2 separate regions of the Homo sapiens genome follow, and region 1 is linked to region 2. A link is an interaction called in ENCODE POLR2A ChIA-PET data of the cell type or tissue named here. Cell type or tissue: PC-9. All regions are shown on one strand. Links, peaks and the distances in the headings refer to the core of each region. The heading gives the core; the rest is flanking DNA. Region 1 overlaps CPNE1 (copine 1). Region 2 overlaps UQCC1 (ubiquinol-cytochrome c reductase complex assembly factor 1).

What was found. Peaks named below come from ENCODE experiments on the same cell type or tissue, not always from the same donor. Only the 100,000 strongest peaks of a DNase experiment are listed, where the experiment ranks them.
Region 1: POLR2A ChIA-PET joins it to region 2 with 7 read pairs; 2 of 35 experiments call an interaction of 5 or more read pairs at or near these places.

The regions. Positions count from the first base shown.
Region 1 is chr20:35,659,650-35,662,455 of GRCh38, forward strand. All of the region lies in intron 1 of CPNE1 (copine 1), which reads right to left. The region is part of intron 1 of RBM12 (RNA binding motif protein 12); the gene reads right to left. Among named protein-coding and RNA genes, the nearest start is that of CPNE1, 3.8 kb to the right of the region's middle. In PC-9, for the core only: no CTCF peak of the experiment used is centred there; a DNase peak (open chromatin) is centred at 1,592; H3K4me3 peaks cover 1,481 bases; H3K27ac peaks cover 698 bases.
Region 2 is chr20:35,318,985-35,321,790 of GRCh38, forward strand. All of the region lies in intron 7 of UQCC1 (ubiquinol-cytochrome c reductase complex assembly factor 1), which reads right to left. Among named protein-coding and RNA genes, the nearest start is that of FAM83C, 28 kb to the left of the region's middle. In PC-9, for the core only: no CTCF peak of the experiment used is centred there; DNase peaks (open chromatin) are centred at 1,107 and 1,587; H3K27ac peaks cover 1,682 bases.

The DNA.
Region 1 (2,806 bases), core at 67-2,566, 340 kb after region 2:
TTGTAAAATTTAAATAAATAAAATAAAATAAAATTTAAAAACACCCTAAAAATGCCTGACATATTAAGAGTATATCCCAAAATAAAAACAGGTCACTCATCTTTCACTGTCATTTCTTCCAAACTGGTGAGGTTATTAACAAGTCACAAGCATATATGACCAAATGTCTAGACAACTATATTCAAAGGTCATTTTTTGCTTTTTATTTTTTTTCAAAGGTCATGTTTTAATTCGGAGAGAGAAGAAATTTGCCACTGTTCAGTATTAAGATTACCTACGACTACTTTTCCAAATGATGCTCATCTTAAATTAGTATCTTCCAAGACCAAAATACAACTAATGACCTTAATATTCATCGCCAAAAAGTAAAACATATTTCAAAAATCTGTGTGATTTTCTAAAGGACAAACTATTCATCGTCTAGTCAACTACTCAAGTTGCTAAAGAATAGTGAGATGGTTTTACCACAAAAAGCTATGCAAATATGTAATCAACACAATCAAAAGTCTAGAGCATTGTATTAATCTTTTACATGTTGTAGAAATCTAGCCTCTTTTTTTTTTCTTTTTTTGAGACAGGGTATCGCTCTGTCGCCCAGGCTAGAGTGCAGTGGCGCGATCTAGGCTCATTAGGCTCATTGCAACCTCCGCCTCCCTGGGTTCAAGCTATTCTCATGCCTCAGCCTCTGGAGTAGCTGGGACTGACTACAGGCTTGCGCCACCACCCGCAGCTTATTTTTGTATTTTTAGTAGAGACAGGGGTTTCATTATGTTACCCAGGCTGGTCTCTTAACTCCTCACCTCAAGTGATCCACCCGCCTCAGCCTCCCAAAGTGCTGAGATTACAGGTGTGAGCCACCACGCCTGGCCTAGCCTAACTAAGTCTAAGGAGTTTAAAAATTCTTCATTTGAAAGCCATATCTAGTAGTTTAACAGGTCACAAAGGAAAATGTGAAACAGAAAAAAACCTGCTTCAAGTAAAGCAATGAGCAAGAGCATGAAGTACTGTAATATTTATGTACAGGTTTGACTCCAGCAGCCACATAACAGGGTAACTTTCTAGTTTCTAGAACTTGTAATAAACATCTGATCCCTACTGGAGATTCCAATTCAAAAGGTCAGGTATGGGGCCAGGGCATATGCCTGAATATAAGGTAAGAAGGTTCCTCTCAGCCTCTTCCCTTGCAAACTCAAAAGATACCGTATGTCTATCTTGAGAAGGACATATCTGGGGTCAGCCAGTTAAGCTCAAAGGGAACTCACCAGGTCTACTCTCAAAAATTTCTAAAAGGTTACCAGAAATTACCTTTAAAAGGAAGATATTTCTCATTCCACAAGGCAAGGCTGAAAGGCCCAGCTGAATTTGACAAATGCCTAGTTCAAGTTTTATGTGTACAACTTAAAGCACAAAATCAATCCAGATAGAAATTTATGATTCTCTTCTATTTCAGCAAAGAGGAATACCCACCCCACCCCATACCAAGGAAAACCATGCAGAAAGTTGATGCTACAAGTCAGAACTTCACAACCCTTGGTATTATACCTCTTCAAAAGGGAAAGGTAAATGGAAATAGAACTGAAATACTTCTGTGTTGACACCTCACTTTGTAAAAACCACAAGAATTTAACATAAGTGTCACTGTTTTCCAGGAAACTACTATTCCTGTATTCTAAATGTCAGCTAGCGACTGAATGCAGGATTTCAAAAATCCACGCCATTTACCTAAAGCTTTGCTGAACTTTAGAAGGATAAGACTAAAATAATAACTAAACAATAAAACATCTAAAATACATATTCTATCTATACATACAGCATAATGATAGGAAAGGAGAAAATGGGCCTGATTTGTCATTAAAGCCACTGATATACTTCAGAAGATCTAAAACAAGAAGCTGGCTTTAGTATGTTTTCCATTCATATTATCAGGAATTAGTCCTAACATAAAGGCTTGCTTCAACTTGACAAAATACCGGATGCATGCACAAATCACAAGTATCTGCTACAAAAATTTAACATATTATGGCAAGACAGACTTTCGTATTTACTAGCCATTCTAATCACTTGGAATTTCAGAAAAAAATGTCTGACAACAAATCTCTTCATCAAGAAGTCAAGGCACAAACTAAAACGACTATTTTCACTCTTCATCTGGTAGTAAACATCCAAAAGTGAACTTTAACTTTGTTCAGTTATCACTCTTTAATCAACAAGAACCAGGGTACAGCAGAGCTAGGTTCTTCAGATCCAAAAGAAACAAACTCTCAAATGTTCACCTCAGAGATTAGCAACAGAGAACCAATCACAACGGGCACAATGCTAAAAACAGTATAATCACATTATAATAAACATTATGAAACAACCACAGTTTCAGCCACTTGATTTTGTTCCCCATTCCCAAATGGACCATATATCAAAGTCTGGGATCACTCTTAATGAAAAAATTATTCTGACACTGATGGAGATGTGTACTTTTTATAACGCATTACTCAATTTTTCCATTAACCTCCATTCCGTACTCAAAGGCAGCAAATCAGAAGACATTTCTAAATAAGATATTCCTCCTGTCAAAAATATTAAGTTATGTTTCAATCCCCCCAAATGCCAACAAAAATGTTGCTACCTTCATTTTCACTTCAGAGCAAAATTATACTTCTAACCTAAACAACCACATTCACTCTGTTTTTGAGTCTTAAAAGCTGGCTTTAAACTTAATTAAATTTTGTGCAAACCAAAAGGTATATGGGTGTGGTAGTAAAATCTGATAAAACTGTAGTTTAGATAAAATTATCTTTTCTGTTTAGTTGAA
Region 2 (2,806 bases), core at 204-2,703:
CCTCCCAGATAGTGTTGGGCCGTTCTCTTATTAAACTCATCCTTTCCATAATGCTTTGCTTTTCATAAAAACCCATACATACAACACCACAAGGAAAAGGTTCCTTTTATATCAGTTACTCATATTTTCCCATTTATTTAAGCCATTAAAATTCATGCAGATATTTTATAAGCCACCAGGATTCAGTGACTGGTATTACTGAATGTTTAATAATAAACTAAACAGAAGAAATCAGAGGGTTAAATGATGACTGCAATTCCTGTAATGACTTAATTAAATTTTTATTGAGTACATAAACTATGATGTCACCTCTAGCCAACCACAGGCCTGCTTTCCCAGCATGTCACAGGGAGGGAGCACTCAATAGGAGGCTTGGCTAAATGAGCAGCAGGTCTCAGCTGAAATGGGGAGGGGAGTGAGGCTCATGTAACACACTCAATAAATTATCCGTTCATTTTTAAACAAAGTCCATGAGTTATAATATATTTGCCATGCACTTTTTATGACATAATAAAAATGTTACCTTAAGGATTACTTAACACATACTACAAATATTATAGCAGAGGCAGGCACAAGGGGCAAAGAAAACAAACACGAGCAGGCCAGGGACGGGTCCTGGAGTTTATGTCCCAGGGGAAACAGCATAGTATATTAAAAAGGGAATGCAAAAAAAAGGAAGGGATGCAAGAGTTCAGGGTTACTAATCGGCAGATTAATGAATGAGACAACCAACAGAGAACACAAGTAAGGCAATAATGAATCTTGCAGGGCACATGTTTAATTAAAGTAGCATTCTCAAGGAGGAATATTAGCTTTAAAGAGATGCCAGTTCATTTGAGGCCAATTCGCTGCTCTCTTTCCCCTTTTCACTGTTGCTGCCTTAAAGATATTTATGTGACTGCTTAACAGAGGAACCAGACTATGTGGATACAGGGACTGATGGGAGATCAAGTTTTAACTCCTCCATGGACTCTACAAGGCTTCTAGTGATCTGCTCTTGGCCATCTTTTTTGCCTCCCCTCCTCTTGCCTCCCCATCTTACTTCACCCTGCAGTCAGTAAAGTATGTGCACAGATACATCATGCTGTCATCTATTTCTTAGTCATACTGCTGCCAGGAATTCTTCTCTTCTTTATCCACTGATGGAAGGGATGCTAACTCCTTATCCTCTAAGACTTAGCACACATATTTTCTCTACTAAGTCTGCCCTCTCCCCCATCTACAGGTGCCCCAAAGTGATTCAAGTCTGGAGACGGGTCCCATCATTCATTATTTACCAAGTGCCAATAACTGTGCTACAACTTTACACATTAGCCCACTTAAACCTTCCCAAGGACTCTAAGAGACAGGAACTGTTACTGTCTCCACTTTAGAGAAGAGGAATCTGATGTTTGGGAAAGTTAAAGCTAGACAGCTAGGAAATAGTGGGGTCAAGATAAGAATACAGAGCAATCCAACTCCATTGCCTACCTGTGTTGGAATAGACACTGGAAGGAATGTAGCTGCCCCTTCCTGTGCCCCACAGCTCAGGCTATCTGCAGAGGCAGAACTAAGAAATGCTAATGTGGTCTTGAGTAAACACAACTCAGAGATTCCAGTTCCAGTGGCAGCTAGAGACAGCCACCAGATGGGTCATCAGTGGCCGGTTACTAATACATCAGATATCCCTAGTAGAGCCAAGCTCCACTCCTGGGAAAACCTGAGGTTGAGAGTGGGTGTAATTATGGTGGGGGAATGGGAAAACAGAAGAAAGTTGGTATGGAAAACACTGATGAGCATGAAGGTGAGAATAAGCTTTAAGGTTACTGGCTTGAAGCAAAGTTGCTAACAGTAGCAGACTAAGAATTTGCTGGAATGAATGAATGACAAAGGACAGCTAGAGTTGCTGGCTGAAGCCTAAGGACTATATCAAATTCATCATAAGGCAACAATGCAACACAAGATTGTAGGTCATGTTTTAGTTTGCTGTAGTAGACAGTAATGCCACCACCAATGCTTTGCAGTGCCAACGCCATGTTCTACAGTCATTGTGCGGCAACAGGCTGATGTGCACTGAACATCAGCTAGCCTATTTAAAGTTCAGGTTAGAAATTAGCCCACTGTGGAATATTTTGTGAGATACTTAGAAACAGAGTAAGAGTAGACAGACAAGAGAGACGGGGGACATGGAGAGACCAAATAAAAAAGTCTACCTGTTAACTCACATGCATTACGACTGAAAGATCTATTGAGGGTCTTTTAGCAATGATGACAAAATACAAACAAAACTGTGTGTGTGTGTGTGTGTGTGTGTGTGTGTGCGCGCGCGCGCGCGCACGCTCAGGCACGCATGCATATTGAGCAGTTCCAGAAAAAGTTGTTAATACCAAGAATAAAAAGAAAAATATTTTAAATGAAAGACAATTTCTTTTTCTCTTTTTAGAAAATAATGTGAACATTTAAATAGAGTATGTTCCCGTTGCGATGAAAGGCCAACCTAAACCCAGCATGAGGAGGTCCATTTTAAAATCCATTTTAAACATTTCAAACTTTTAATGTACAAGGGAAGCTTGCTATGATGACATGCTGTTTAAAAATATTCCCTTATTGGCTGGGCAAGGTGGCTTACGTGTATAATCCCCATGCTTTGTGAGGCCAAGGCAGGTGGATCACTTGAGGCCAGGAGTTCAAGACTAGCCTGGACAAAAAAGTGAGGTCCTGTCTCTACAACATAGTAATAATAATACAAACCCCTTTCTTATTTATTTTGAAAATTCTAGTTTTGCTGCTTGGGATCTACATGTTCAAGACTGCATAGCCTGATAAT